3 separate regions of the Homo sapiens genome follow, and regions 1 and 2 are each linked to region 3. A link is a loop called in an ENCODE intact Hi-C map of the cell type or tissue named here. Cell type or tissue: CD4-positive, alpha-beta T cell. All regions are shown on one strand. Links, peaks and the distances in the headings refer to the core of each region. The heading gives the core; the rest is flanking DNA. Region 1 has its middle 26 kb from the start of RGL4. Region 2 has its middle 14 kb from the start of MIF-AS1. Region 3 holds the start of GUCD1 (guanylyl cyclase domain containing 1).

Region 1 (10,593 bases), core at 1,471-9,470, 840 kb after region 3:
ATCCACCCGCCTTGGCCTCCCAAAGTGCTGGGATTACAGGCATGAGCCACCGCACCCGGCCTGTATTTTTTTTTTTTTTAGTAGAATTAAGGTTTTACCATACTGGCCAGGCTAGTCTTGAACTCCTGACCTCAAGTGATCTGCCCACCTCAGCCTCCCAAAGTGCTGAGATTACAGGTGTGAGCCACTGCGCCTGGCTGGAAATCACATCTCAACATGAGATTTGGAGGGCACATACCCAAACCACATTACCCTTCGAGGGAAATTCCGGGCACCTAGCTATCTTGAGAAGTAAATTAGCAACTTGATGAGAAGAAGGTAATAATTGGCTGGGTTCAGTGCCTCACACCTGTAATCCCAGCACTTTGGGAGGTCGAGACAGATAGATCAACTGAGGTCAGGAGTTCGAGATCAGCCTGGCTAATGTGATGAAACCCCATCTCTACTAAAAATACAAAAATTAGCTGGGTGTGGTGACGGATGCCTGTAATCCCAGCTACGCGGGAGGCTGAGGCAGGAGGATTGCTTGAACCCGGGAGGCGGAGGGTGCAGTGGGCTTAGATTGGGCCATTGCTCTCCAGTCTGGGCAACAGAGCAAGACTCCGTCTCAAAAAAAAAAACAAAAAACAAAAAACAAGAAAAAGTAATAATAGCTCAGAACAACAGCCACCCAAGTCGGTTAGAGCCACAAGATATTTGATCCCCTATAGAAAGTAAAGATAACATCTTGACAAATGTCCCTAAGTTGTTTTTCAGAAGCGCAGACCTCAACCAGATGAAAAATGGCGACAGCTTTCACGTTGACCTCAGATAAGGGTGAACCAAGGGCTGAACTCTGATTGGAGTTCTTTGTTCTAAATTTCTTCCTGAGGGGCTTGGAGGGAATCAGACTCACAGGTGAAAACTTAACATCCCTTCTGCTGACCCCAAGGTTTTAGATAAAGCTTTGCTTTCTTAACCAACTGTAAACGTAAAAAATATTTGAATTCACCAGGCGCGATGGCTCATGCCTGTAATCACAGCACTTTGGGAGGCCGAGGCGGGCGGATCACCTGAAGTCAGGAGTTCAAGGCCAGTGTGGTTAACATGGTGAAACCCTGTCTTTACTAAAAATACAAAAATTAGCCGGGCGTGGTGGTGGGCGCCTGTAATCCCAGCTACTCAGGAGGCTGATGCAGGAGAATTGCTTGAACCAGGTGGCACACGCCTATAGTCCAGCTACATGAGAGGCTGAGGCAGGAGGATTGATGAAGCTCGGGAAGCAGAGGTTGCAGTGAGCCGAGACCAGGCCATTGCACTCCAGCCTAGACGACAGAGCGCGACTCTCAAAAAAAAAAAAAAAAAGAAAAAAAGAAAGAAGGAAAAGGAAAAAAGGAAGGCATCTTCTCTGGCACCCTTTAGTCTTTTTTTTTTTTTTTTTTTTTTGAGATGGGGTCTCGCTCTGTCACCTGGGCTGGAGTGCAGTGGCACAATCTCGGCTCACTGCAACCTCTGCTTCCCGGGCTTTATCAATCCTCCTGCCTCAGCCTCTCATGTAGATGGGACTATAGGCGTGCACCACTCCACATAGCTAATTTTTTAATTTTTTTATTTTTTGTAGAGACAGCGGTCTCGTTATGTTGCCCAGGCTGGTTGCAAACTCCTGGGCTCCAGTCATCCTCCTGCCTCCACCTCTCAAAGTGCTGGGATTACAGGTGTGAGCCACTAAGCCCGTCCTGAATTACTGATTTTTACATACTGTATAAACTTTGGCATCCTACTTTTTCTTACTTTTGTTAAATTTGGCCTAAAGCTGCCTCATCAACAGTGAACTATATCCTAATTTAAGCATGTAAGCATTTTACTAAAGGAATATACAAGTAAAATTTTAAAGAAAGAAAATAGGCTGGGCATGGTGGCTCACTTCTGTGATCCCAGCACTTTGGGAGGCAGAGGCGGGTGGATCACGAGGTCAGGAGATCGAGACCATCCTGGCTAACAGTGAAACCCCGTCTCTACTAAAAATACAAAAAATTAGCCTGGCATGGTGGCGGGCACCTGTAGTCCCAGCTACTCGGGAGGCTGAGGCAGGAGAATGGCCTGAATCCGGGAGGCGGAGCTTTCAGTGAGCCGAGATTGTGCCACTGCACTCCAGCCTGGGCGACAGAGCGAGACTCTGTCTCAAAAAAAAAAAAAAAAAAACTAAATAACTAAATAAGAAAACAAGCATAAACATTTGGGAAAAAGCCTTTAGGCCTTGTCAGTTCCTAGAATGTATTTATTTTCACTATACTGGGGTATCCTTCCAGTATTAAGGTCCATTCTCAGAAGGTGGATTTGGCGAGCATGAAAAAATGGGGTGGGGGAGTAATCGTACAAACAACTGTGTCCAGTCCAGGTTCCTAGGACCAAAGGGACCCCTCTGTATGGCAGAGGCACCCAACAGCCATAACTGATGTGTACCCTTAGAATGACTTTATGGTCGGCCGGGCGCGGTGGCTCACGCCTGTAATCCCAGCACTTTGGGAGGCCGAGGCGGGCGGATCACGAGCTCAGGAGATCGATACCATCTTGGCTAACACGGTGAAACCCCGTCTCTACTAAAAATACAAAAAATTAGCCGGGCGCGGTGGCGGGCGCCTGTAATCCCAGCTACTCAGGAGGCTGAGGCAGGAGAATGGCGTGAACCCGGGAGGCGGAGCTTGCAGTGAGCCGAGATAGTGCCACTGCAGTGCCGCCTGGGCGAAAGAGCAAGACTCCTTCTCAAAAAAATAAAATTAAAAAAAAAAAAGAAGAATGACTTTATGGTCTAAGAAGAATGTGTGTTCGGAGCCCCAAGCTAAGGAATCAGGAATGGCAAGATCCTGGAACGATGCCAACCTATGAAACCCTGAGTCAAGAGGTCAAGCTGGGCACTTGGTTTCTCAGGTCGACTGCTTGGCCCTCTTCCAAGTTGTACTTTCCTTCTTTCCTTTCCTCCTTTATTTCCTGTTCTAAAGTTTTATAATAAACTTTTTTTTTTTTTTAGATACTATCTCACTCTATAGCCCAGGCTGGAGTGCAGTAGCTCAATCTCGTTCACTGCAACCTCCACCTCCCAGGTTCAAAAGATTCTCCTGCCTCAGCCTCCTGAGTAGCTGGGATTACAGGCGCTCACCATCACACCCAGCTAATTTTTGTATTTTTAGTACAGACATGTTTTTACCATGTTGGCCAGGCGGATCTTGAACTCCTGAGCTCAGGTGATCCACCTGGCTCAGCCTCCCAAAGTGCTGGGATTACAGGCATGAACCACCATGCCCGGCCCCGGCCTGCTTTTTAATAAACTTTTACTCCTACTCTGCAACTTGCCTCTGTCTGGTTTCTGCCTTATGACCCTCGGTCAAATTCTTTCTTCTGAGGCGGCAAGAATTGAGGTTGCTACAGATGTGTATGGATTCACCACTGGGAAGTTGGATACCTTCCACCGGTAACTGGTCGAGGATGTTAGGTGAAAATGTTATGGAAGCTGCATGGTTTTTACAAATCATGTAGTGGTTCTCATGTCCAGCCATAGCCACTGCACCTGTGTGAAAGTCCCCTCAATAAACCTTTGTCTTTTTTACTGTCTCCAGATCTCTTCCTCTACCCTTCCACACGGTGCCTTCCCTACTGGAGTAAAGTGGGGTCCCGCAGGGCACCCTCTCTGTGCAATGTTTTTTTTTTTTTTTTTTTTGAGATAGATTCTTGTTGTGTTGCCCAGGCTGGAGTGCAGTGGTGTAACCTCGGCTCATTGCAACCTTCGTCTCCTGGGTTCAAGCGATTCTCCAGCCTCAGCCTCCCAAGTAGCTGGGATCACAGGTGCCTGCTACCATGCCTGGCTTTTTTTTTTTTTTTTTTTTTTTTTTTTTAGTATTTTTAGTAGAGATGGGGTTTTGCCATGTTGGCCAGGCTGGTCTCGAACTCCTGGCCTCAAATGATCTGCCCACCTCAGCCTCCCAAAGTGCTGGGATTACAGGCGTGAGCCACTGCACTTGGCCTCTCTCCCTGCATCTTCATGTGTCTTCAACGCCAAGAGGGAGCTTCTGGCCCCTCGGTTAGGGTCGAGGTCCCAGAGGCCCAGGGTCAGGGCTACCGCCGCCTCCCAAGGACGTGCATGCCTGCAAGAGGCTGCATCCAGCAGTCATGGAAGAGGCTCCACTGGGGCCTGCTCTAGTTCCTGCTGGGGAAAGCAAGTGGAGGTGCCCCTTGAAGAAACGGGGATCCCACCAATCTCAGGGGTTCTGTCCTGGCCTGTGGCCCTGGATCATCCAGCACAGAGCAGACGACGATGGGGAGCAGACGACGCCCTTCTTGGTTGGGGCTGAGGGTGGGGGTCCCGCTTCCCTAAAGGCCTAGCCCAGGGTTCCAGCCACAGGCGCCGCCCCGCCCCTCCAGGCCTGGCAATCGCCCTCAACAAAGATGGCGCGGACGACCTAAGTCGCGTCACGCTACCGGCGCGTCACGCGACCTTGCCGCAATGCTCCTCCCGCGCAGCTCTTATCCCCGTAGACTGCGGCCGAGACGGGGAGGGGGAAGCCTCGCCTGGGGGGCGGCAGTGGCCTGGGCGGCTCTCCGGCTGCTGTTGTATGGCTGCACGTTGGCGCTACCGGACGGGATGCTGTATCCCCGAGAGAGCCCGTCGTGGCAGCGCAAGCAGCTGGACGGCCTCTGAAGCTTCCGCGCCGACTTCTCCGACAACCGACGCCGGGGCTTCGAGGAGCAGAGGTACCGGCGACCGCTGTCGGAGGCGCGGACTCGGGGCAGGGCCAGGAGTCGCCCGGAAGCCCGGCGGTGGGAATGGGGTAAGCCCCGGCGCCCTGCAGCCTCCTTCACCGTAGTGCCCCGGAGCTGGGGGCCCGGAGGAGGTTAAAGGTCAACGGGCTTGGGGGCGCGGGATTGGAGAACGGGAGTACCTGGGGGACCCGCGAGGGCCGGAGCGGTGGAGGCGGGAGGAGGAAGAAGCGCTCCTGTCGAGTCCCGTTCCTAGGCGAAGGCTGAGCCCGGGCAGTGTCCTTCTTTCTAATGTTTAATTTTAATTTTTGAAATGCTTTTGAGACCGGGTTTGGCCCTGCTGCCCAGGTGGGAGCGGAGTGGTGCAATCCTAACTTCTGAGCTCAAGCGATTCTCCCGCCCCAGCCTTGCAAGTTACCTGGGACCACCATGCCTGGCTAATTTAAACAAACAAACAAACAAACTTGGTCGGGCTCGTGGCTCACGTCTGTAATCCCAACACTTTGGGAGGCCGAGGCAGGCCGATCACCTGAGGCCAAGAATTCAAGACCAGCCTGGCCAACGTGGTGAAACCCCATCTCTACTAAAAATACAAAAATTAGCCAGGCGTGGTGGTGAGCACCTGTAATCCCAGCTACTTGGGAGGCTGAGGCAGGAGAATTGCTTGAACCAGGGAGGCGGAGGTTGCAGTGAGCCGAGAACACGCCGCTGCTCTCCAGCCTGTGAGACAGAGTGAGACTCCGTCTTAAAAACAAAATCAATTTTTTTTGTTTTTTTTGTTCGTATTTTTAAGATATAGGTCTCGCTAAGTTACCCAGGCTCGTCTCGAACTCCTGGCCTCAAGCCATCCTCCCACATTAACCTCTTGAAGTGCTGATTACAGGCATGAGCCACCCAGGCACTCGTCAGGCCTGAGAGGCAGGCGCTGCCCAGAGCTGGGCCCGGGGATCGGGAGGAGGCGACAGTTTAGATATTTTGAGGTCAGCTCTGCCAAGGTGGGAAGGTACCTTGGTTTTCACGGTTCAGATAGAGGACAGAATGTGACCTCAGGCCAAGGACGCCACCCCTCTTCCCCTCCTGACTTGGATGTGGTCAGCAGAGAAGTGGGATCCGATGAGGTTTGGGCCGCGTTTGCCTGGTGTACATCCTCTTTTTCTTTTTTTCTTTCTTTTTTTTTTTTTTGTTGAGACGGAGTCTCTCTCTGCTACCCAGGCTGGAGTGCAATGGCACGATCTTGGCTCAGTGCAGCCTTCCGGGTTCAAGTGATTCTCCTGCCTCAGCCTGCTGAGTAGCTGGGACTACAGGCCCACCACACCCAGCTAATTTTTGTATTTTTAGTAGAGATGGGGTTTCACCATATTGGCCAGGCTGGTCTCGAACTCCTGACCTTGTGATCTGCCTGCCTCTGCCTCCCGAAGTGCTGGGATTACAGGTGTGAACCACCGCACCCAGCCTACATCCTCTTTTTCTGACTTTACGGCATTCAGTACAGGAGAAAGAGAGGAGAAGGCTGGGTGCCAGCGTGTGCCCCACTCACAGTGTCCTAAGCAAAGCACCCCCCATCCCCCTAACCAGCCTTCCTCCCTGTGACAGGCAGTGGGCCATCTGCCTCTTAGTCACAGGTCTGAACCTTCTTGCCTCGTGCTGGGATGTGCCCCTGGGCTCACCCCTGTCTTGGGAGATACTGGGTTCCATCCGCTCCAAGGAGGAACTCCTGGCCCCACTGGCCCAGGTGTACAAACCGCCCTGGCAATTGACCTGTCATCAGCAAGTTATCTGTCTGTTCCACCAGGAGTCCCCACCGTGTGTCAGTGTTTGCGCTAGGCCTGGGGGCGTGGCTGTGCAGTACACTGGTCCTGGATCCCTTTGGGGGGCCTAGGAGCTGAGCCCAGCCCTTCTCTTCGCAGTCAGGCCCCACCGTGGACATGCCGGTTCCCTCCAGCTTCAACGACATCGGCCAGGGCTGGCGGCTGCGGCATTTTGTCAGCTGGTTGTGGTATGAACGGGAGGTGACCCTGCTGGAGCGATGGATCCAGGACCTGTGCACAAGAGTGGTGCTGAGGATTGGCAGTGCCCACTTCTATGCCATCGTGGTCAGTGAGGCCAGGAGCAGGCAGGGCGGGTGGGTGGGCACAGCTGCTGAACAGCATGGGACCCTCAGCTACCACCCATAGCCTGTCTTCTGGGGTGGGACGGTGGGGGTCCTTGCCCTGCCCTGGAGGCTGTGCCCTGTGTAGAGGGATAGGTGGCCTGATGTACCCCATTGGGATGTCATTCTTCCCGTCTGGCTGGCAGGCCCCCGATCCCCATACTGCAGGTTATGTGAGGGAGTGCCTGATAGCAGTGCCCCTCCTCATGCCCTGACCTGCCACCCCCTCCCCATATCTCCTATGTCTGCAGTGGGTAAATGGGGTCGACACGGTAGAGCATGAAGGGGGCTACCTCCCCTTTGAGGCCGACATCAGCAGCCTGTTCCAGGTGGAGCCCCTGCCCTCCCACCTCTGCATCACTATCGCCATCAACAACACGCTCACCCCCCAACCCTGCCACCAGGGACCATCTGTACATGACCGACACCTCCAAGTGGGGACCATCCTGCCTCCACTGCACGCACCCACCTTCCCGCCCCACCCTGTGGTCTTCCTGCCAGGGACAGGGTGGCCTTCGCAGAGAGGAGGCCCTGGATCTGGGGAGGCATGTGAGCTGAGGTCAAAAGACCCATGGCAAGGGCCCAGCGAACCACAATTCTCCCGCCCTAGGTATCCCAAGGGTTACTTTGTCCAGAACACAGACTTTGACTTCTTCAGCTACGCAGGACTGCTGTGGTCTCTGCTTCTATACACGACACCCCCCACCTACATCGATGACGTCACCGTCACCACCGGCGTGAAGCGAGACAGTGGTGAGGGCTTCTGGTAAGATCCTCCCTCAGTGGGGCCCAGGGTGGCTGTGTTTGTTCTCTGTTTGGAAAGCTCTCCCAGCATCTCTAAACCTTCATAGGTTCCCATCCACCTATGAAGCTAAAATCCAGGCTGTCTGAGCCGGCGTGGGCTCCCGAAATCACCCATGTGGTAGATCTCGCTTGGAGAAGAGGGGTCTGGCCTAACGTCACACAGCTCAGGGTGGCAATCCTGTCCCTTCCCCACGGTGCTGCTCTCACTCTAGCTCCCCTTGCTACACATTGTGCTCAAGGAACAGGCAGCTTCGAGGGGCCGGGTGCGGTGGCTAACGCCTGTCATCCCAGCTCTTTGTAAGGAGGACTTGGTAGGAGGATCACTTTAGGCCAGGAGTTTAAGACCAGCCTGGGCAACATAGCGAGACCATCACCACAAAAAATTAAAAACCGTCAGGCATGGTGATGCATGCCAGTAGTCCCAGCTGCTGAGGCAGGAGAATCTGTTGAGCCTGGGAGGTCAAGGGTGCAGTGAGCTGTGACCACGCCACTGCACTCTGGTCTGGGCAACAGAGGGAGACCCTGTCTTTTTTATTTTTATTTGTTTTTAAGCTAGAGTCTCACTCTGTAGGAGCCCAGACTGGAGGGCACTGGTGCAATCTTGGGCTCACTGCAACCTCCACCTCCCGAGTTCAAGTGATTCTCCTGCCTCAGCCTCCCGAGTAGCTGGGATTACAGGCACCTTCCACCACATCTAGCTAATTTTTGTATTTTTTTTTAGCAGAGATGGGGTTTCACCATATTGGCCTGGTTGGTCTTGAACTCCTGACCTCAAATGATTCACCCGCCTCGGCCTCCCAAAGTGCAAGGATTACAGCTGTGAGCCACCGCACATGGCTGGAATACCCTGTCTTTAAGAAAAAAAAATGTTTTTTAATTTTTTTTTTTTTAAATATATCTTTTTCCTTTTGTGAGATGAGGCCTTGCACTGTTGCCCAGGCTGGATGGCAGTGGTGCGATGATTGACAGCTGTTGTGGGGCCGCAGTTGTAAGTTTCAAAGAATTTAGGCTGGGTGTGGTGGCTAATGCCTGTCATCCCAGCACTTTGGGAGGCCAAGGTCAGCAGACCGCTTGAGCTCAAAAGTTCGAGACCAGCCTGGGCAACATAGTGAGACCCTGTCTCAAAAAGAATGAATAATTAAAATAAATAAAAAAGAATTTAAATAAGAAATCACACAGCAAAGGTGATGCAGCATAGAGCAATTTATTGTAAAGGGAAAAGTATTTTGCAAGTTAAGTGCAGAATAGCCTGGGTGCAGTGGCTTATGCCTGTAATCCCAGCTACTAGGGAGGTTGAGATGGGAGAACTGCTTGAACCTGGGAGGTGGAGGTTGCAGTGAGCTGAGATTGCAACACTCCATTATATAATCCCAGGTACTCGGGAGGCTGAGACAGCCTGGGTGACAGAGCGAGACCCCATCTAAAAAAAGATCGTGAAGTCCAAAATACACGGTTCACCCTGAGAGAGGATTCAGGGCAGTCTGCTCCTAAGGATGAGAGAGCGCTGATTATTACTGGGGAAACTCCCTTTCTGGGAGTCTTCCATGATGAATTCCTAAGGAGTTGGAAGAGGTGTTACTCTAAGCACGTTCTGGGTCATCCTCTGGGTGCACATGGGCTGTAGCTGTACATGCTTGTTCACACATCAGATGTCTCAGCGCCGTGGTTGGCACGTCCGAAGGACACGGTCACTTCCTTGACTACCTACCCTGCGTCAAGATCGTAGCTCGTTGCCGCCCCAAACTCCTGGCTCAAGCAATCCTCCCACTTCAGCCTCCCAAGTACTTGGGGCTGATGGGACTGCAGGCACACACCACCACGCCCAGCTAATTTTTGTTATTTTTTAGGGAAGATGTGGTTTCTCTATGTTACCCAGGCTGGTCTTGAACTACTGGGCTGAAGTGATCCTCCCTCTTCAGCCTCCCTGTGGTGGTGTGTTGGGATTACAAGTATGACCACTGCCCCTGGCCAAATACACGTTTTTTTTTATGTTTGTTTTTTGTTTTTTTGAGACAGAGTCTTGTGCTGTCACCCAGGATGGAGTGGTGCAGTGGTACGATCTTGGCTCACTGAAACCTCCGCCTCCCAGGTTCAAGTAATTCTCCTGCCTCAGTCTCCCTAAAGTAGCTGGGATTACAGGCGTGTGCCACCATGCCTGGCTAATTTTTGTATTTTTAGTAGAGATGGGGTTTCACCATGTTGACCAGGCTGATCTCGAACTCCTGGCCTCAAGTGATGCACCTACCTCAGCCTCTGAAAATGCTGGGATTACAGGCATGAGCCACCATGCTCAGCCTGTTTCCTTAAATTTCTTTATAAAAATTTACCCTATGGTAAAGGTGTACTACCAGAAGGTAGAATGAGACACTTTGGTCCATGCGTACATTGTGTAATGATGAAATCAGGGTATTTAGCATCTCTCTTGCCTCATAGAGTTATTATTCCTTTGAGGTGAAGACATTCAGTATCCTCTTTTTCTAGCTTTCTTGAAAAGTACGCTCTGATAATGTTAGACCTAGTCACCCTGCTGCTGTGGAATAGAACTACAGGTTTCATTCCTCTCACGGAGTATGTAACTTTATGCCGTTTCCAATCTCTGACTATGCCCCACCTTTCAACCCCCACCCGTGGTAAGAACAGTTATGCTTACTAGTTCTATGAAATAAAGTTTTGTGGATTCCTCCTGAGTGAGAAAATGTGATGTTTGTCTTTCTCTGTGTAGTTTATTTCTTTCTCCTTTTTTCCTTTTTTTTGAGATAGTGTCTGGCTCTGGTTGCTCAAGCTGGAGGGCAGTGGTGCAATCTCAGCTCACTACATCCTTGACCTCCCGGGGCTCAGGTGATTCTCCCACCTCAGCTTCCCGAGTAGCTGGGACTTTTGAGAAATGTCTCTTCGGGTTCATTGCCCAA
Region 2 (10,110 bases), core at 490-8,489, 640 kb after region 3:
CTGTGATACAGGAGACCTTGATTATTATATTGGCCTCCCAGAGATCACTGGCCAAGGCAACTAAAAGGGCCAAAAAGCAGGCTGGGTGCGATGGCTCACGCCTGTAATCCTAGCACTTTGGGAGGCTGAGGTGGGCGGATCAAAAGGTCAGGAGTTCGAGACCAGCCTGGCCAGCACGGTGAAACCCCGTCTCTACTAAAAATAAAAAAATTAGCTGGGCATGGTGGCGCACATCTGTAGACCCAGCTACTTGGGAGACTGAGGCAGGAGAATCACTTGAACCTGGGAGGCAGAGGTTGTAGTGAGCCGAGATTGCGCCACTGCACTCCAGCCTGGGCGACAAGAGTGAGACTCAATCTCAAAAAAAAAAAAAAAAAAAAAAAGGCCAAAAAGCATAGGGGCCATTTTTAGGTGTTTTATGAAGGGATTTGCCACCACCTAAGCATCTCCACAGTGTAAAAGGGCAACAGCATGAGGGTTCCTGCAGGGATAAAGAAGATGCCTACTATGGCAAGAGAATGGCAAGGGGCACACTTGACTTATCTGAGCCTTTTCTTCTAAAAACCAATTTGAGGTCTGAGATGGGTTCACAAATGTATGCTGGGGAGGCATCTTCTGGGGGCTCCTGGGCTTTCACTCTTTTTTTTTTTTTTTTTGAGACAGAGTCTCTCTATGTCACTCAGGCTGGAGTGCAGGGGTTCAATCATAGCTCACTGCAGCCTCAAACGCCTAAGCTCATGGGATCTTCCCGCCCCAGCCTCCGTGCACCACCAATTAGCGGTGCCTGGCTAATTCTTTTACTTTTTGTAGAGACAAGGTCTCACCATGTTGCCCAGGCTGGTCTTAAATTCCTGGCCTCAAGTGATCCTCCCCCATCTGCCTCCCAAAGTGCTGGGATTACAGGCGTGAGCCACCATGCCTGGCCTCTTCACTCTTGAGTGATGGATCCAAGGGGTTACTTCTTGGAGTTTAAGAGAAGAATGAGTGGTTAAAAGTGTTAGGTTGGGCCCCATCCATAGCGGGCTGAGCTGGTCCTGGGAGTACTCAGCCTTCTGGGTCCTGAGGTATACCCAGTCTCCTGGGTTGTACAGATGAAGTTTTACCCCAGAGGGGACCAGGAGGCTGGGGTTGCTGAGGTGGTTGAGAATAGCAACAAATGACTCCAGATGAATAACATAATATGCTTCATCACCCTTTCTATCTCCTCATCTGGGCAAGAGAAGGGGCTGGCCACGCCTGGATAAGGCCTTACATATTAACATTTCTTTTTTTTTTTGGAGACTGGGTCTGTTGTCCAGGCTGGAGTGCAGTGGCGTCATCACAGCTCACTGCAGCCTTGACCTCCCTGAATTCAAGCAGTGTTCCTCCTTCAGCCTCTCAAGTAGCTGAGATTACAGGTGCGCACCACCACGCCTGGTTTTTATTATTATTTTTTAAATAGGGAGGAAGTCTCACTATGTTGCTCAGGCTGGTCTCGAACTCCTGGGCTTAAGTGATCCTCTTCACGGGTGGGCCTCTCAAAGTGCTGGGAATACAGGTGTGAGTCACCACGCCCGGCCCCATATAATCTTACCTTCCCTCCCCTCGCCTTCCCTCCCCTCCCCTTCCCTTCCCTTTCCTTTCTTTCTTTTTTCCTTTTTTGAGACAGAGTCTTGTTCTGTTGCCCAGGCTGGTCTCGATCTCCTGGGCTTAAGTGATCCTCTTCACCAGTGGGCCTCTCAAAGTGCTGGGAATACAGGTGTGAGTCACCATACCCGGCCCCATATAATATTTCTTTCTCTTTTTTTTTTTTGAGACAGAGTCTTGCTCTGTCGCCCAGGCTGGAGTGCAGTGGCGTGATCTCGGCTCACTGCAACCCCTGCCTCCCAGGTTCAAGCGATTCTCATGCTTTAGCCTGCTGAGTAGCTGGGATTACAGGCACATGCTGCCACACCCGGCTAATTTTTTGTATTTTTAGTAGACATGGTGTTTCACCATGTGGCCAGGCTGGTCTCAAACTCCTGACCTCAAGTGATCCACCTGCCTCAGCCACCCAAAGTGCTGGGATTACAGGCATGAGCCACTGTGCCCAGCCCCATATAGCATTTCAAAGGAGCTAAGTCTCATTCTTTCTCTGAGTGCTACCCATACTTGGACCAAGGCTATGGGTAACAGCTTTAACCAATTATCTTGGGCCTCCTGGCATAACTTGGCTAGGATACCTTTGAGAGTTCTATGGGACCTTTCAGTCTTTCCCAAGGAGTTTGGTCTCCAGGCTACATGCCACTTCCACTGTATGACCAAGGCCTGGGAAGTTTTTACTACTATGTTAGAAATGAATGCGGGTCCATTAGCACTCTGGACTGACTTAGGGAGACTGAATGGAGGGATAAATTCCTTTAGTAAAGACTTCATGGCTTCTGCCTTTTCAGTCCAGCATGGAAAAGCCTCTATCCAACCAGCAAAGGCATCAGAAAAGCACCAGGAGATATTTAAATCCTCTAGAAGACATAGGCATAACACTGGAGTCAATTTGCTAGTCCTCCCCTCACATGGTTCCCCTGAATTGTACCACCTTGGCCAAGGGAGATATGGGAGGTCTGTTTTGAGCATTGTTTCTCTGACAATAGACACATTGGTCAGCCACTTTATCCATCATTTTCTTTGCTTTTGGGGTCCTTATTATCCTGAGGAGCTAGGTGTGCATAGTCTTCTTGCCATAGATTGAGAGATCATGGGCAGGCTTTATAATAGCCCAACTCAGATTTCTGGGCACCCAAATCCTGCCTCTCTTATTTAGGGCCCATCCCTCTGAGAGGGAACTCTGATGCTCTCCCTCTCGCATGGCTTCCTGTAATTCCCCAGGGGAGTGTCTTGGTTTATTGGTTTATATTCATAAAGAGGTACTGAAGGAAGCAGGGACTTTCCCTCCCTGTGTGTGCCAGGTTGCTCCCCTTCATTAGTTCAAAGTCCCCCATTAGATGACCCCCACAATCTGTCTAGTCATTTCCACTGTGCAGTAGTGCCAATATTTATGTTTCATATTTGATTTATTTGTTATTGGCATTCAGAAGTCCCCTTTCGTACCCGATTGCACCATGGGCATGGATCACAGTGAGCACATATCTCAAGTCTGTATAAACAGTCAAGGCCTTGTCCTTTCTTCATGCCAGGGCTCTGGTTAAGGCTATTATCTGAGTCTTTGGGGCTGAAGTTTGGGCAGGGAAGCTTTTGGCCTCTATGGTTTTCCATAGGGAGAGAACCACATATCCTGCCCTTCTTTCGCTCTTCCGTGAAGCTATGGCCATCTACAAACCCTATGTCTTCCTTTCCTTTTTCAACCACATCTCTGCTACAGAGAACCTTGAAGGTCATTTCTACTAAATGCAAGCGGTTAATATTAGGAACTGAGACTTGTGTTTTTCCCAGGCATGTCCTCAAACTTTGGCTAAATTAACCTTTATTGATTGAGACACCTGTCTCAGTCATTTTTTGGTTAACACAATACAGATAAAGTAGGATCCCTATCTCATATTACACATAAACATTAATACAGATGGACCAAAGACCTAAATATGGGGGATGGATCAGTAGAAAATACGGGAGAATATCTCTATGACCTTGGGACAAGGGCTGAGTTTTTAAGCAAAACACAAAATGCTCAAATCATAGAGGAAAAGATTGATAGTCGCCTGTGTTACAATTTTAGATTTGTGCTTCAAAAAGACACCCTAGGAATTAGGGGTGGAAAGGAAGCAAGCCACAGAGTGGGAGCAAATATTTGCAATTAATGCGCTGAACTAGTAAAAGACTGGTATCCATAAAATTATAAAGAACTACCAATCAATAAAAACCACAACCCAATAGAAAAATGGGCATAAAATACAAACAGGCAATTCTCAGAACATGAAAACAGAGTAGTCAATAATTACATAAAGAGAAGTTCAAACTTACTCAAAGTAGGGAAATGAAAATCAAAGTTATAATGAATATTACATTCCACACCCATCAGGTTGGCACGCTCAAACTGTATGTTTAAGATGCTATATTTAATGTTATTACAATCAAACTATGTTCAAGTTTTTTAATATGCTATTACAATCATTATAACAGCAAAAAATTGGCAACACTCCAAACGCCCATTACAAGAGGATGGAACAGGATATAGAGTGGATATTAGCGAATTAGGCCCATACATCTGCGTGGGAGCATCTCAGAGAACGCAGGGGCGAAACGCCGGAAGGGCACACAAACCAAGCCCCGCCCCCGGGAACCCCGCTCCCACACGGAGCATGCTGGAGGCTGATAGGTTGGTTTGACCACGCCAGTTCCGCCTTCGCCTGCCCCCTTAGAGCCCCGCCCCCGCGCGGAGCATGCTGGGGACATACGGACTCACTTTCCTCGCCAACCCCGCCCTCCGGAGCTACCAGCAACAACCAACGGGCAGCGAGCAACGGGCGCGCGCTGCTCCCTTAGGAGGCGGTGACCATCTGCCCGTGTGCCCAGGGCCTCTGAGGGCGCTGGATGGCTCCGTTGTGTCCGGGTGGTCTCGGGAGCTGCAGGGAAGGGGCGGGAAAACTACACCGGACCCCATGGGGAGCGCAGAGGCGGAAAGGGAAGGGCCTAGGGACCTCAGATTGTTTTGAATCAAGGGCAGAAAGATCGGGTCGGAGGGAGGGAAGGAAATACTTCCGTGCCTTCAGAGGGAGTCTAGAGTCCCAGGCCGTGCCGGGTGGAAGGAACTGTGCAGCGTCCCAGAGGGAAGGAAGAAGAAGGGAAGAGAAGTGGACTCAGAAAAAGTGGAGGGGAAAGAAGGGAGATGGGAGAAATGGAGGGCAGAAGAGGCAACGTTCCCCAGCCCTATAAACCATAATGAGCCCATATGAGAAAGCAGAAAGGTGGGTGGGAAGTGGGGGGCTAGAAAGGAAAAGAAACAAAAGCTGTCTTGGTCTGAGTCAGGAGCCCAGCTGTTGTGACAGGAAGGGACCTCAGAGATGGCTTTCACAGGTGGCTGTGACTATAGCTCTTTCTGGTGCCTCAAGCTCCCTCTTAACCCCTGGGAGACTTTTACCTTTGGGAGAGATTTCCCTTTGGGTTAAGGAGGGGAAAGAGGGACAGAGGGACAGTGGCAAGGGATGCCAGGAGAAGGTGAGGGAGAGGACACATGAGTGTTAGGTTTTTGAAAAAAGACGAGGGTTAAAGACAAGAGAGTTGACCACTCTACAACACAGGTTTATTAACACAACCTACAGAGGTGGGGACCAACTTAATGCCAAAGCCCCACTAGCACTTACAGGCTGGAATCATTATAGGCCTGGATGAGGGGTCTGGAATGGTAGGACTTACTGCCCAAGAGGATGTTAATAAAAATATTTCTTAAACCTTTGTCCCAACAAGATGTGATAAAGAAGTCAGACAGTTGGGGAGGATGTTACTTACAGCCCAAACCCCTGCAGAATGTTTCACTGTGACCAGGGTCTATGAAATGGCAGGAAGATTTACAAAATAATACAGCTTGGACTAAAAATTAGGGCCCAGCCTGGGGAGAGCTAGGCACTGATTTTTAGAGAAGTCTATGTCTTTGGCTATGCCAGAAGCACTGCAATCTTATTTCAAGGGCTTCTGGATGTGGTGGACTAAGTCTAAGACTAGGGGGTCCAGAGAAGACCCCATCCTTAGTAACCCTTGTCAATAGGGAGACTTCTCACGGAATCTGCTCTTTGGGTTTGACCCTCTGTCTTCATGTTCATGCCTCATTCATCTTTGTTAGGTTTTGAAGGGAAGGTGAGGGTTAAAGAGTTGGCAGCTTAACAGCAACACAGGTTTATTGCCAGCACAAACCTGTGGAGGGGGGACCAGCTTAGTCTCAGAGCACGAGTCCCACTTACAGACTGGGACATTTACTATAAGGAAGAGGAAAGCAACACGAAGGGTGGCTGGGCAGTCAACAAGGACAGGTTTATTTTAGAAAATAAACTTGAGAGGGGCTTCTGGCCGAGTTAGCTCAGACTAACTTCTGTTACAGACTAAGGATATTTAAGGGTTTTGGAAGGGGTCTTATCGTAGGTTCCGAATGTTTCTGTGTGAGGGAAAGTTTATTGCGGGGTTGGAATGTCTCTGGTCGGAAGGGAGGCTGTCTCGGGGTTGGCATGTTTCTGGTCAGAGGGGTTTATCTTAGGGTTGGAATATTTCTGGTTATGCTGACATTAGCCATTAGGCTGATGTTTTGGGGCTGGATTTAGGCGGCTTTTAATGAAGGGGGAACTTAGAATGGTGGTATTTGTTCAAGATGGCAGTGCTCCTGCTCTGTCAGTTATGGGTCTGGACCGGGGGAGAAGGGGCAGTATAGCTTGCTCCCCTGCAGGATGTTGAAGATGTTCCTTGGGCCCTTCATCCAGCAGGATGTAATAGAGATGTTCCTGTGGTTAGGTGGTTAGGCAGTATTTTTTTATGACCTGAACCCCCATGGAATGTTTTATTCTGACCAGGTTCTGTGAAATGTTGGGAGACATCTGCGGCCATACTGTAAGGCTCTTGTGTTGGTTCGAACCCCGAGAGCTTGCCAGCAAAGAACACAAGGCAGTGTGGAGCAACACGCTGTTTTAATGAGCACCTGGGTGCAGATGGGCTGAGGCCTAAAATGGCGTCAGCCCCAGGTGAGGACGGGGCAGGGGTTTTATAGTCTCCTGTAAACAGGAAGTGTCCCAGTCTGATGTAACTGCTACATGGTACCCAGATGGCCTCTCTCTTGATCTTCAGGGGTACGTGTCTCCTGGCCAGCTCTCTTCCTGCTTCTGCTATCTTGCTGACACACGCTGCTAGCACAAGTGGTCTTGTGCCTTGGGACTGGGCCTGAGAAGGGAGGAGTTATTCATCCCCCCAAACTTTCAGGCCCCGGGGAGAATCTTTCACATACCACCCTGAACACGCCCAATCTCGTCTGATCTCAGAAGCTAAGCAGGGTCTGGCCTGGTTAGTACTTGGATGGGAAATGATCACAGGGAGGCTTACAAAATGGTATAGGATATCTTGTGGTTTAAGCCCATTCCCTCCGGGAAGACCTTGTTGGTTTTCTCCCTACAGAACCTGCTGTGTACAAAATGGTGTAGGATATCTTGGGGTTTAAGCCCATTCCCTGAACCTGCTATGACATTAACTGAACAGCTCCTGGGGGTGCATCCCAATAGGGAAGTTATTGAGCTCCCAATGTTTTCGTGAAGCTGCTTTGTCAACTGTGAAATAATTATTGCCCTGCCCACTCCTGGGGTTGTTAGAGACCCAGTGAGATACTAAAAGTGTGTTTAAAGCATGTAGGGTCTGCAAATGCAATAAAGTGTGGTCAGAAAGCCCAACTCACGTGGCTTTGGGGGCCACTGGTGAGAGAAGAGACTGGAGGCAGCCTGTTGTGGTCAGAGCCTCCTGCTATTGTCAATTTCTCCTCACTGTCCCCTTTACCAGGAAGGCAGTGTCAGTTTGATCAGCTGCCAGTCTGTTTGCCCTCATTCCCCCTGGCCCTGCCCTGAGTCCAGCGACCTGGATTTGAAACCTGCATCTGTCACTTACTAGCTGAGGGATCTTGGGCAAGACATTTCAGCCCTTTTCTGCTTAAATAGAGTTAAGACAGCCTATGAATGAAACTATATAAACCAAGGCATTTCTGACTCCAGTAGGAGGCAGCTGCTGTGAGGGAGAAGCCCTGGCCAGGAATCTGTTATAGTTATTTTGTCACCAACTGGAATGGCCTTGGGACAAAGCACAACAGCTGTCTTGACCTCATCAATAGCCTTGACCTCATCCCTCGTGTCATGCTGTGTCATCTTCAACATCTGTCACTTCCATCAGCCTTAGCATTGGCCTTGGCCTCAGTTTCCTCATGTGTGACTTGAGGATGATGATTCTTATAGGAATCAATAAGCTTGGGATAAAGAAGCTATTGGGTCACATTATACATACTTTAAATGCATTAAGTGGGGTCTGCAGTTCCTAGAGATTAGCAGATTGCATTGCGTGAGAACAGAGCCATAGAGAATGTTTGAGGTCCCATTAATAGCTGATAGGAGGCTGATCAGTAAACACTGGGAGGGGAGGATTGACTCTTGGGTGAAGAGTTGGAGGAGGGTGGAGGATTGAGTCTTGGGTGAAGAGTTGGAGGGTGGAGGATTGAGTCTTGGGTGAAGAGTTGGAGGGTGGAGGATTGAGTGTTGGGTGAATTGAGTCTTGGATGAAGAGTTGGAGGGTGGAGGATTGAGTCTTGGGTGAAGAGTTGATTGGAAAACAAAGCTGAACAGAAAACCAGGGCATCATCAACACTGATGAGTAATTTTTTTTCTCTATAAAATGATTATTTAGATTAAGAAAAGGAATGACAAATTTTGAAAAGCCGACAAACACCACAAACTCCAGAAAAAAAAGAATCCTGACATTTTTACTAAGTGACAGACACACCTTCGCCTTTAAAACACTCTGTCCCCCCCATATTTCTTGGCTGCAGACTCTTTGATCACATTTTCGTGTGACAGTGATTTTGTAATATTTTCTATGGGGAGAATAGAAAGATAATTCCGTCTCTCCTTTGGCAGTAGGCATGTCCCTGTGAGGGAGGAGATCAGCAGGATTTTTCCAAGCACCTGTCAAAACCCTGCTGATCAAAACAGAACATAACAATAACAAAGAATGGCCAAAACCAGCTCGGAATAGGAATTAAAATGCATTTGCATAAGATACTCCCACCAGGGCCATGACAGTTTACAAATGATCCCACGGCAATAACCCAGGAATTATCTTATATGGTTCCAGGAACTTCCTGTTCCTAGTTTATGAATAACCTGCCTCTTATTTAGCATATAATTAGCAGGGGGTATAAATATAGCTAGCCAGCAATCCTGGAGTGCTATTCTACCTGTGGGGTAGCCCTGCTCTGTCTGTGGAGCAGCCATTTTGCTGTACAATGTTGCTTTAATAAACTTGCTTTGCTTTCAGTTTTGTCTGTTAGCTCACTCTTGAATTCCTTCCTGAGCAAAGCCAAAAACCCTCCCCGGCTGAGTCCCGATACGGGGATTTGCTTACATCAGCCAGAAGTAATTTATGCACAAAGATAACTATAGCAATTTTTAGTAGATACAGAAGTGACTTCAAAGCCCAGAAATGTGTCCCACTAAACTCATACAAAATGATCCCCAATTTTACCTTCTCCCTTAGCCATATCCAAAATAGCCACAGCCATTCCAACAGGACAGACGCGTGACAGAGGGAGAATATGAACTGAAAAGAGACACTAGGCCTCAACCAACTTGTAAAAATGTCTTCTACATATTTTCCAAAAGCACATGACAAAAGCATTGATAGGGCTCCTCCCAAGGCAAAGAGGGCCCCTGAGGGTTAAGCTTAATGTTGTCTCTGAAGCCACCTCTGCTCTGAATAATCGCAGCTGCACCGGTTGCAGCTCGCTCTTCCCCCAACATGTCCCACCTCACCCTCTCAACAATACAGTGGGGATGTTCTGAGATTTGTACCCACCGCCTAAAAGAACCCTCCTCTGGGTGGGATGAGATTCTCTGGCCCTTAGCAGGGCTCTAGCCTGCCCTGTCCTCTCCTACACATGCACCGGCAGTAAAAGCTGAACTTTGAACCACAGGTGCACTTCTTGAAAGGGGGCAGAGTGGGAGGCAGAAAAAACACGTTGGATCCTATACATGCCTTTGGGAACCCCCAGTGAACTCTCGGGGTTCCGTGTCTGGTCATCTTTACACTCCCTTCTAAGACTGCTGGGAGGAGCTATTGAACACTCTTGCATGAGACATCCACAAGCATAAAAAACATGGCAGCGGGGGAGGGGAAATGAGAGAGAAAAAGAGGAGAAGAATTTGAATAAAAGACTGTAGCTTGGAAGAGAAGGCAGTGGGGAGGGGCACCCAGATCTGGCCATCCTCACTGTCCCCCTGTTGCTGTGCCAGAGGCTGGCCCTGCCAGGAAAGCGTCATACCTTACCTCAGTTTCCCCTTTAAAACAGGGTTGCTAATTCCTACCTCACAGGGTGGTCCTCATGAGGATAACATGAGATAATGTCTGGGGAAATTGCTTGGGAAAGTGTAAAAGGCCACTCACACAGAAACCCCTCATGACCCATGTGGC
Region 3 (10,593 bases), core at 1,300-9,299:
CAACAGAGCAAGATTCTGTCTCAAAAAAAAAAAAAAAAAAAAAAAAAAAAAAGGCCAGGTGCAGTGGCTCACGCCTGTAATCCTAGCACTTGGGAGGCTGAGGCAAACTCAGGAGTTTGAGACCAGCCTGGGCAACATGGGGAAACCCTATCTCTACTAAAAATACGAAAAACTAGCTGGGCATAGTCCCAGCTACTCAGGAGGCTGAGGCATGAGAAGTGCTTGAACCCAGGAGGCAGAGGTTGCAGTGAGCTGAGATCATGCCACTGCACTCCAGCCTGGGCGACAGAGTGAGACTCTCAAAAAAAAAAAAAAAAAAAAAAAAAAAAAAAAAAAAAAGCAAGCAAGCTGGGCATGGTGGCTCACATCTGTAATCCCAGCACTTTGGGAGGTCGAGGCGAGCAGATCACAAGGTCAGGAGTTCGAGACCAGCCTGGCCAATATGGTGAAACCTGTCTCTACTAAAAATATAAAAATACAAAAATTAGCTGGGCATGGTGGCAGATGCCTGTAGTCCCAGCTACTCAGGAGGCTGAGGCAGGAGAATCGCTTGAACCTGGAAGGCAGAGGTTGCAGTGAGCCAAGATCGCGCCACTGCACTCCAGCCTGGGTGACAGAGCAAGACTGCAGCCTGGGTGACAGAGCAAGGCTCCATCTCAAAAAAAAAAAAAAAAAAATTCTTTATAAACATAATTATGTTAAGATGAAGTCATTAGAGTGGGCCCTAATCCTACATGCATGGTATCCTTATAAGAAGAATCTGGACAGAAACACTACAGAGGGAAGACCAAGTGAAGACACAGGAAGAGAGCCATATATAAGCAAGGAGAGAGGCCTGAAACAGATCCTTCCTTCACATTCCTCAGAAGAAACCAGCCTTGCCAACACCTTGATCTCAGACTTCCAGCCTTCAGAACTATGAGAAAATAAATTTGTGTTGTCTAAGCTGCCCAGTCTGTGAAACTTTGTTATGGTAGCACTAGCATACAAATACAAGCAGGGAGGCAGGTGGCTGTCCCCCACCATTGGTCAGGCATGGTTCCTTCTGAGGCCAAGGTGCTATTTTTATCCCTGATTTAGAGGAGGGACCAGAGGATGAAGGAGGTCCAAAGCTAAGCTCGCCCCAAGTCACCCTAGGGGGCAGGCTACAAGCTGATTCCAGGTCTGTCGGACACCAAGGTCTGTGCACTTTGTGTCATGTTGACTGCATCTCTGAATGGCTACCAAGGTTATCTGGTTAGACACCTTCACGTTACGGATGGGATGACAAAGGCCCTGGAAACCCAGCAAGTTGTCCAAATACATACAGCTAATTGAACAAACCCATTAAGCTTCACTAACCCAAGTCTTGCATTCTCCTCACCAAATTAAAGAACCTTAAAGTGGATGAGCATGCCTTAAGCCAGAGGACTGGATATATGAGAGATGATAAACTTATCTACCCTCAATAGATAAACTGATCTATTGACAGTAATGCAATAAACCTGAGTCACCAGAGGTCTACTTCTCTGCATTCAGGGAACTGACCAAGCTTGTCAACCTCGCAGGAAGATGACAGACGCTCAAAGCTACAGAAAAATCACAAATAAATGAACCCTGCAAACCAATGGATGGTCAGGATGCCTGACCGCGGTGTAAGGTGCTTTACCTCTCTGACCTTCTCATCTGGAAAAAAGCAATAGGTATCATATGTTGAACACTCACAGTATGTGAGGCACTGAGCAGCTATGGCACACATACAGCTCATCTGATCTTTGTAAAAGTCCTGGGGGTGTGGATATTACCCCTGTGGCAGTCTTAAGGGTGTGCTGCTCACATCTCCCTTCAAAAGAGAACAGGCTATGAGGAGTGCAGGCAGCCGACAATCTCCATCTTTGCAGTCCACCATGGCATTCAACTTGAGGCTACTCTCTCCCCATGTTGCCAGCCTGAACACACCGGGGGTGCCAGTCCGCCCATTTCTGCCCCATGCTAGACTCTTCTAACGAGCAATCGCTGCCTTGCTGAGATTTCCTCAAAACTACGCTGTAGTCTAAGGCTCTTCCTGCTCAATCCTCCTTCCTTTCCCCTCTCATTTCACCAGTCAGACCAGCACCATAGACTGAAAATTTCCCTGCCTACTACTGCTTCCTTGCTCTTTTATCCTTTATTGTCATTTCCCCCAATAAATACCTTGCAAAATTCTGTCTTGGCATCTACATCAAAGAACCCAACATAATACCACCCCCATTTTACAGATGAGAAAACTGAGTGGTTAATACATCTAAAGTCATATAATTAGGATTCAAACCCACATCTCTCTCTGACTCCCAAGTCCAAGTTCTTAACCAGTGGTTTAAAGAACAAAGAAAGTGTGAAGATACAACTGAAAAACAATGCTATAAAAATTCAGATGACTATGCAAAAGGCAAAGTTGTGCCATGAGAAGGACACCATATCAGGAAACTACTCCATTATTTATCATCAGAGTGATGAGCCCTTTAATCTCATTCTCCCTATTTTATGGATGACAAGACTATCACCAAACCTGCTTACCTCACAAGGTAGTTGCAATAATCAAATGAGACTCCTCCTCCAAGAGAAAAGGGAAACAAATACAGTAGGTGAGAAGATTCTGCTAATCGCAAAGCAAGTGGAGGCAAATGGATAATGGCCCTGAATCTGAAGGATTCTACTGAAGGAAGTAGCACTTCTCCCAAATAGACCCCCATATTTGGGGATGGAAAAAACAAAAAGGACAAAGTAAAATATTCCAAACCTCCAAATGGCTTTTCTGCCTCAAGATTATGTGTCTCGTTCATGCCCACACCCCCAGAGCCTATAACAGCACCTGACTGGTATGCATTAGGCACTTAGGAAATCACTGCTGAATGAGAACAATTTCCAGAGACCCTCAACACACACTTTTCTGTCCTTCAAGACACAGGGCCATTCCTCCCACACAGCCTCACATGCAAAGCAGAATACCTGGCAGTTCATGTTGTCCTCTGCTTCAATGAGCTTCCCCCGATATACCTCACCGGTGTTCGTCTCACATGTCACAATGTGGCCCTCGGCCTCATGCAGTACTTTAATCGGCACACCAATAGACATCTTGGCAGGAAGAGAGTTCTACAATGAGAGAGACAACAGTCAGTTCATCTTTCAGAGTCTGAAAAGGCATGTGGCACACATCATGCTTCCTTTAAGGCCTGGCACTCCATAAAACTTAGCAAAAACACCAAAGCTGCATTTTCTACCAAGGAAAAAAAAAAAAGCTCAGCTCCTGGTTTGGAGGAAACTATCTGGCAAATATGTGCAAGATGTGGGGTGAGGAGGAATGATGGGATGGACAGAAGTAAAACTAGGAATGAAAAGAGAGCATCTCCCATGGGTCATGTGTCCCCGCTACCCTATGTCCCTTAATCTTCAGCTAAAGGACCATTAGCCAATACTGTGTGTGTCAGGGGAGGGGGACTGGAATGTTAATTTGTTGCACTGTTATTTGTTAACCCTTAATTGTAGATGATTACGTTTTGAGAATAATACAGGCCCGAGCTGTCCAATACAGCAGCTCATGTACACACGTAGCTATTTAAATTAAACTTAACTAAAACACAATAGAATTAAAATAAAAAAACCCAGTCCCTCAATCCCAGTGGCCATATTCCAAGTCCTCAACGGCCACATGTAGCTAGTGGCTACCCTATGGAAGGTGCAGATACAGACCAAAGGACCATGCACATCTAGGAGAGCAGGCTGTACTTTTAATTCAGCCCTTTAACCCTTCACTTATTTTACTATCAAGGATATTGAGAAAATATCAAAGTGACAACGTGCTATATGCAGGAAATGCTTGTCATGGAGGAAAATCAGGGAAAGCACCTGACTTGACCTAATCAAAAGCATCAAGCAGTGAACTTTTTATTGAGATGAGCAACAACTCTAAGTTTCAACTTAAGCGTACCTAAGACAGGAGAACATGAGGTTGAAAGGACAGGCTCCTTTGGTGAGGATCCCTGGCTTTCAGCCTTAGGAGTCTAGATTTTATGCTGAAGGTAGTGGAGAACCACTGCAGAATTATATGTAAAGAATGACGCAATGAAAAGATAGCAGCATTTATTTACAAAATGGATAGAACGTAAGGTTTAGAAGCAGAGAAACTTGTTAAAACTTCTGCAACAGTTAAAACTGCTGCAACAGTGTGGAAAGCATGAGGGGACCATTGCCTGAAAGGGGACTGGGGCAGAGATACAAAGAACTTTTTAAAAAATGACCGGCTGGGCGCGGTGGCTCACGCCTGTAATCCCAGCACTTTGGAAGGCCGAGGCCGGTGGATCCCTTGAGCCCAGGAGTTCGAGACCAGCCAGGGCAACATGGTGAAACCCCGTCTCTACTTAAAAAAAAAAAAACAAAAAAAAACTCATAGGATTTGGGGGAAGGAGATAGTCAATCAGAAATGACTTCGAGATTACTGCCTGGAAGCTTTGAAAAACACTCACCTGGAGAGATACAGAATGTGAGAAGCATGCACGTTGAGGGGAAAGCTAATGAACTTACTTCCAGGAGCTAGTGAGGCGACGCTGATGTTTGGGTGGCCCAAGCTTCCCGCTTTCTTCCCTCCCCGAGCCCCGCAGAGTTCCATGCAGCAAGTCTTTCTCCAGCCCCTGGCCCCTCACAGGCGCCTCGACCTCCCCTCGCCCGTCCCCAGCCTCACCGGCTCTGGCCTACTTTTCTTCTCTTCGGTCCGCTGCGAAAGATGCTACGGCGAAGGCGTGAGTCAAGCGAATGGCGGGCCTAACACCCAGAATTCCACTCTTTCCCAAAATGCTGCGCGCAGGGCCCGCCTCCTTCCTTTCCCCAGTGTTGAGCGCGGTCTCGCCTCCGCTTCCTCCTCACTCCGCCTGCCGGCTGGGAAACTAGGGCACCAGTACGATAGTTCCGGCACCGGAAAAGAGGGCTGATGACTGGGCCCGGGGGCCGCCGCAACGACCCTTGGGGCCGGCAAAGAGCCAGAGAGGGTGCTCACACTTCCAAGCACCCCACACCAAGGACAGGCTGGACGGCAAGGCGGAGACGCGGGGCTTGGGCCCTCAGACCGGGGACAGCAGGAGGTTGGGCCAAGGGCCAGGACTTCCCGTCACAATTTCATTTGTTGATCCCGGCACCGCCAGGTAAGGGGGGCCCTGAGTGAGGCTAGGTATCTGGTACGGATAAAGTTAGGTATAGAGTAGAGCGGCTGCCCGCTCAGGGTTATCCCTAAAGACAGTTGGAGGAGAGTTGCTTGGGGCCTCGGGGATGCACTGGGCGGGATCAGGGCTTACACCTAGGACTGGCAAAAGAGCGGGACCCGGCAGAGGCGGGGCTTGCCGAAGGGACGAGCCTCTATTCAGGAAATGCACGAGCTTTGGGGCGGGGCTCAAAGAAAGGGGCGGGGCTTCCGGGGCCCGCGTCCTGGTGAGCTGCGCGTCTGCGCGAGGATTGGGCGAGAGGGTGGGGCCACTCAACGCTGAGGCGGCGAATGGCCGGAGCAGACTTAAATCAAGAGGCTGGGGACCTCTAAGATCAAAGTTTGGGGCGGGGCCTAAGGAGGGGGCGGGGCCTCCAGATTCGAGACCTGGAAGGGCTGGGGCGGCGCTTGGGGCGGCCCAGCCGCCGCCTCCCGTTCTCTCCTCCGCAGCGGCGGCGGTGGCGGAGAAGGAACTCGACACGCACCGACCGCCCTCCCGCCCCAGCCGAAGCGGAAGCTGTAGCCCGCTCTGGGCCGGGGCCATGGGCGCCCCGCGCCGCCCGGGTCATGAGGACGGAGGCGGAGGCAGCGGGGCCGCCGCTCGAGCCCGGTCAGTGCCTCTCTGTGGGCCCAGTCTTCACCCTAGGAACGAAAGGGACCCCTCCCTAGCGCGGGGCAGGGTCCAGTCGCGCGACCTTGGGCCGACTCCCGCCTCGCCCCCACACCCGCCTGGTTCCAGTCAGTGGGGGTTTCCTGACACTCGCAGGATTGCGACCCTTGTCAGCATGGTGGGAAGGTCCGGGTAGCAGGGGCACCACCTTCCCCAGAAGCGAAAAGTCCTGCTGGAGCCGCCTTGGGAGCTCCCATGCCTTGGGAAACCGTGGAGGACTGAGGCTGGGAAGGGCAGGAAACTGGCCGAGAGCACCGAGCAATGGAAGGGCCAGTGCCCTGGCCTCCGAGACTCGGCGTTTTGTCTTGCTCTTGTTCTTCACTTTCGTTCTCTCTGCCACGCGGTAGCCTGAGCCCCTTTGGGGCGGAGACCCGGACTGGTATTCAATGTCTTGGCCGTTAGTTTGCTTGCCCAAGACGTAGGGGAGGGGGAAGACGTGATTCCTGTCCTGCTGAAGGCGCGGGGTTGATGACAAACGGAGTTCTAGCTAGTAAACTCTGAAGTGAAGTGCCAACTGTGGAAGAGGTCAACAGCATGTGGGACCCTGACCTTCAGGTGTCACTCCCAGGGAGTGTTCCCTTTTGTGTCTGCTGTGTGGAGTTGGTGGGGGATTTACAACCCTCCTCCTCCAGTTGTCTAGCCCTGTGGTCTGAGACAAGATACTTGCCTTTCCTGAGCCTCAGAGGAGGAATGGCTTACATTCACAGGGAGTGTTCTATGAGGCAGGCGCGCGCTGCGTGCAGTTGTTTACATGCAGTGCCTCATTAATCCTCATAACGAACCAGTGAAGTAGGTGCCCACTGTGATTTGCACTTTTGCAGCTGAGCAGACTGAGTCTGAGATGGGTTAAGTATTAAAGGCTAGTGCACTGCTTGCCTTCCTTAGTGACAGCCACTAACTGAGCTCAGGCCAGGGCCTTCCAGGCAGCCCTTTGGCTCCAGGCAGCAACGTCTGGCTGTGGCTTTGTGTTTAGAAGGCTAAAGCTGTTATGGGGACAGATGCCAAGGCCTCGCCTAACCTTATCACCCCCAACATGAGCACCTCTAGGTCCGATCCGCCCTTGCCGAGGCTGGAGATGGCCCTGTGGGGCCTGCCAGGCCTCAGGATCAAGGAGTTCTAGAGCGCAGGGCAAGAGGAGGAGGCGCAGCTGAGTCTCTGAGAGAGAGCTGCTGTCTTGTGCCACATTTTATAGCTGGACATGGAAAGGCATGGACAGTCATAGCCTGGCAGAAGATAGCCCAGCTAGTCAGTGTCACAGCCCAAGCCACAGAGTAAGGAGGGAGCCTCACACAGAGGGCTGTAGTCTGGAAGCCTGGGGGAGGAGGGGTGCAGAGCAGGGAAGTGACAAGTAGGCCTGGGCATCTCAAGGTATGAGGTCTTTTTGGAAAACGCCTTCCATTCCCCAAGCATATCTAAGTGCCTACTCTGGGCTGAGGGTTGGAAGGAGGCAAATGCAACCTCATCCCCATCTGCCACTGAAGAATTCTCATTGCCTCTTTAAGGACTCCATATTGAGGGGCCCTGAGAGTGAGAGGGATTAGAGCATGGAGACAACATTAACATTTCAGACTAAGGCTCATCAGCTATCATTAGTGATAGTGTAGTTTATGTGTGGCCCAAGACAATTCTTCCAGTGTGGCCCAGGGAAGCCAAAAGATTGGACACTCCTAGACTAAGGGATGTGCAAGAGCAAAAGCTGGGGAGGAAACAGTATGAGTAGAGAAAAACAAAAAGGCAGTGTGTGGCTGCTGTGAGGGGTTCTTGAACAGGCAGGCATTCACCGTGACAGCACAACATCCTGCATAGAGCTCTCCCACTGCTCAGCTCTTTATGAGTCCCTAGGGGTCAGGGCTTGGGTGGGTCTTTAGTTACCTTTGTGTCCCCAGAGCCTAGCAAACAGTGAGGGCTTATTTTATTTTTAATTATCTGGGTGTGGTAGCGTGTGCCCATAGTTCCAGCTGCTCAGGAGGCTAAGGTCAGAGGATCCCTTGAGCCTGGGAGTTCAGGGCTGCAGTGAGCTCTGGTCACACCACTGCACTCCAGCCTGGGCGACAGAGTGAGACCCTGTTTCAGAAGAAAACAAAAAGTTCTTTTTTTTCCTTTTCCTTTTTTTTTTTTTGAGATGGAGTCTCACTCTGTCGCCCAGGCTGTAGTGCAGTGGCGTAATTTTGGCTCACTGCAACCTCCGCCTCCCAGGTTCAAGCAATCCTCCTGCCTCAGCCTCCCGAGTAGCTGGGATAAGAGGCTCTGGCCCCTGCCCGGCTAATGTTTGTATTTTTAGTAGAGACAGGGTTTCACCATGTTGGCCAGGCTGGTCTCAAACTTCTGACCTCAAGTGATCCGCCTGCCTTGGCCTCCCAAAGTGCTTGGATTACAGGCGTGAGCCACTGTGCACGGCCTAAAAAAAGTTTATTTCTTCCAGCAAATATTTATTGAGTTACTATTAAACATTCAACACCAGCAACTGAGAATAACAGTGAACAAGATCAGCAAGTTTCCTGCTGTCTCAGTTCATTTGTGCTTCTATAACAAAATACCTGGGACTGGGTAATTTAGAAACAATAGAAATTTAATTTCTTTTTTTCTTTTTTGGAGATGGAGGTCTCACTATTTTGCTCGAACTGGTCTGAAACTCCTTGGCTCCTCTTGCCTTGGCCTCGTGAGTAGTTGGGATTACAGGTGTGTGCCACTGTGCCCAGCTCTAGAAATTTAATTCTTCACAGTTCTGGAGACTCTGAGGTCCAAGATCAAGGCGCTGGCAGGTTCTGTGTCTGGTAAAGGCCTGTTCCTTGTAGATGGTGCCACCTACGTGTCCTCACATGGTGGAAGGAACAGAAAGGGCATGAACACTGCTTTTACATGACAGAAGAACAGAAGGGCAAAAAAAATGGCCTATGCTAGTTTCCTCCAGCCCTTTTATAAGGCACTAGTTCACTGATGAGGGCAGAGCCCTCCTGACTTCACAAAAGGCCACACTTCTTATTTATTTATATTTTTGGTTGTGGATATCTTCTGCACCCATTTCTTCATACCACCACAATGGAGATTAAGTTTCAACATAAATTTTGGAGAGGATACCATAGCACCTGCCTTCAGGAAGCTTGCCGTCTCAAGAGAGTGGCTTGATGCTATTGTTACTTTTGCCAAGCACTGTGAAGGAAACGAATAGGATGCTGTGAAGGAGAGTTCCCTCGTTTCTCAAAGGCTTAGTCAGAAAAACCTCTAAGAAGAGATTTTGAGCTGGGACCTGAATGACTAGAAGGGACACAACCTTGAGAACAGCAGCCGGGAGAGAGTTTCAGACAGAGGGATCCTCACGTGCAGATGCCTTGGGGTAGAATGAAGCCTTGATGAGTTCACAGGTTAACTAGACCACAGGTGAGGGCAGCCAAGATGAGGCTGGCGGGCCAGGTTAGGCAGGGCCCCGGTAAGGGATGAGAACCTTATTCCAAGAGCAGTGGGAAACTGAATGGGAATCCCTACGGCTGCTGTATGTAGAGGTGGGAGAGGTGCTGGGAGTGGAATTTGGGGCAGGGACAGGCAGGGGTCAGTGCCACTGAATCCTTGGCAGTGATAGCAGGGGAACATGTGAGCGCCTTGAGTGAACGGCCTGGGTATCTTTTGGAGGCATCTGGGTTAAGAGGAAGGAAGAGAATGAGGCCTCAGTCCAGCCTGGGCTTAGCATACCAGGCCCCAGCTGGGGGCAGGTTCACATTATTAGCACCTGCAAAGGGCTTTATAGACGTTCTTGTCCTTAGGGTTCACATCACCCTGCAGGCTGGCGTCTGGTAGTCCATTTCACAGAGGAAGAAGCAGGCACAGAGAGGCCAGGCAACTTAGCTAGCAGGTGGCCTGCTTTGCTCATGCCATTGTGCCTTCCATGGGCCCTGCTGCACATGGAGTAGAAAGACACCAGGAGCAGTGATAGGTCCCTGCCTCTTGGGAACGTATAAGCAACACAGGAGGGCACAGACAAGCTCAATGCAAGGGCCGCATCCTAGGAGGCAAAGTGTGAACTCAAGCCCAGAGAAGTACAGATGAGTGAAAGGGTGTAGCCAGTCTGTGATCAGGGAAGGCCCTGGAAATGGCCTCTGAGCCAGGCCTTGAAGGCTGGGGAAGGTCAGACATAGGAAGGGAGGAACTTGGGATTCAAAGCCTGGTAGGTTGGAAAGGCCAGGACAGATCCCAGGACTAGTGAGTGGCCGTCTTAGCTGGCGCACACAGGGAAGTGAGGGGAACTGGGGCTGGCACAGCAGGAGGGCTCCTGGGGTGGCTCTACACAGAGCTGGTCACACAGTCCAGGAGAGACCTGCCAGATGGGGAAACAATGTGGGCAAGGTTTTCACGTGCTGAATGAGTGTCATGAGTGAGTAACAGCAGAGATAAGTCTCTTCCTCTTTAGACTCTGAACTTTGTCCAGGTTCATGAGGTGGCTACGGAGGAGGGTCCTGCATGCCACAAGCCCATTTGCCCCACCTCAGGGCCTTAGCACATGCTGTTCCCCCATCCCCTCTAAGGCACACCCCCACTGTTTTCCCCAGCCTAGGCCTCTATTTTGCTATGTTTGCTTATTTTTGCTATCCACCAGGAGAGTGACTTTGTGTCATTCACTGCTGTATCTCCAGTACACACACCAGGCACTTACTAGGCTTTTGGGAAATATTTGTTGACTGAATGACTGAATCAGACCAAAGTCCCCCTGTTTAGGGATGGC

The links. Peaks named below come from ENCODE experiments on the same cell type or tissue, not always from the same donor. Only the 100,000 strongest peaks of a DNase experiment are listed, where the experiment ranks them.
Region 1: it touches region 3 in a loop (4-fold over the local background); 2 of 110 quality-filtered maps call a loop at or near these places.
Region 2: a loop joins it to region 3, with 4 times the contacts of the local background. A loop is called at or near these places in 5 of 110 quality-filtered maps.

What each region holds. Positions count from the first base shown.
Region 1 is chr22:23,711,240-23,721,832 of GRCh38, reverse strand. It overlaps the pseudogene GUSBP11. Among named protein-coding and RNA genes, the nearest start is that of RGL4, 26 kb to the right of the region's middle. RefSeq lists enhancers at 3,640-4,279, 4,330-4,489, 4,280-4,919. In CD4-positive, alpha-beta T cell, for the core only: no CTCF peak of the experiment used is centred there; a DNase peak (open chromatin) is centred at 4,472; H3K4me3 peaks cover 1,632 bases; H3K27ac peaks cover 832 bases.
Region 2 is chr22:23,908,303-23,918,412 of GRCh38, reverse strand. No RefSeq gene overlaps it. Among named protein-coding and RNA genes, the nearest start is that of MIF-AS1, 14 kb to the right of the region's middle. RefSeq lists an enhancer at 9,033-9,877. In CD4-positive, alpha-beta T cell, for the core only: no CTCF peak of the experiment used is centred there; a DNase peak (open chromatin) is centred at 4,322; H3K4me3 peaks cover 1,169 bases; H3K27ac peaks cover 1,416 bases.
Region 3 is chr22:24,550,175-24,560,767 of GRCh38, reverse strand. It overlaps GUCD1 (guanylyl cyclase domain containing 1), which reads left to right and starts at 5,630. Exons shown (of 6, transcript NM_001284254.2): 1 at 5,630-5,819. The coding sequence starts at 5,777. SNRPD3 (small nuclear ribonucleoprotein D3 polypeptide) reads right to left here and starts at 4,769. Exons shown (of 4, transcript NM_004175.5): 1 at 4,697-4,769; 2 at 2,968-3,111. The coding sequence starts at 3,093. RefSeq lists enhancers at 1,190-1,239, 4,962-5,061 and a silencer at 5,522-5,881. In CD4-positive, alpha-beta T cell, for the core only: no CTCF peak of the experiment used is centred there; DNase peaks (open chromatin) are centred at 4,837 and 5,477; H3K4me3 peaks cover 3,332 bases; H3K27ac peaks cover 1,802 bases.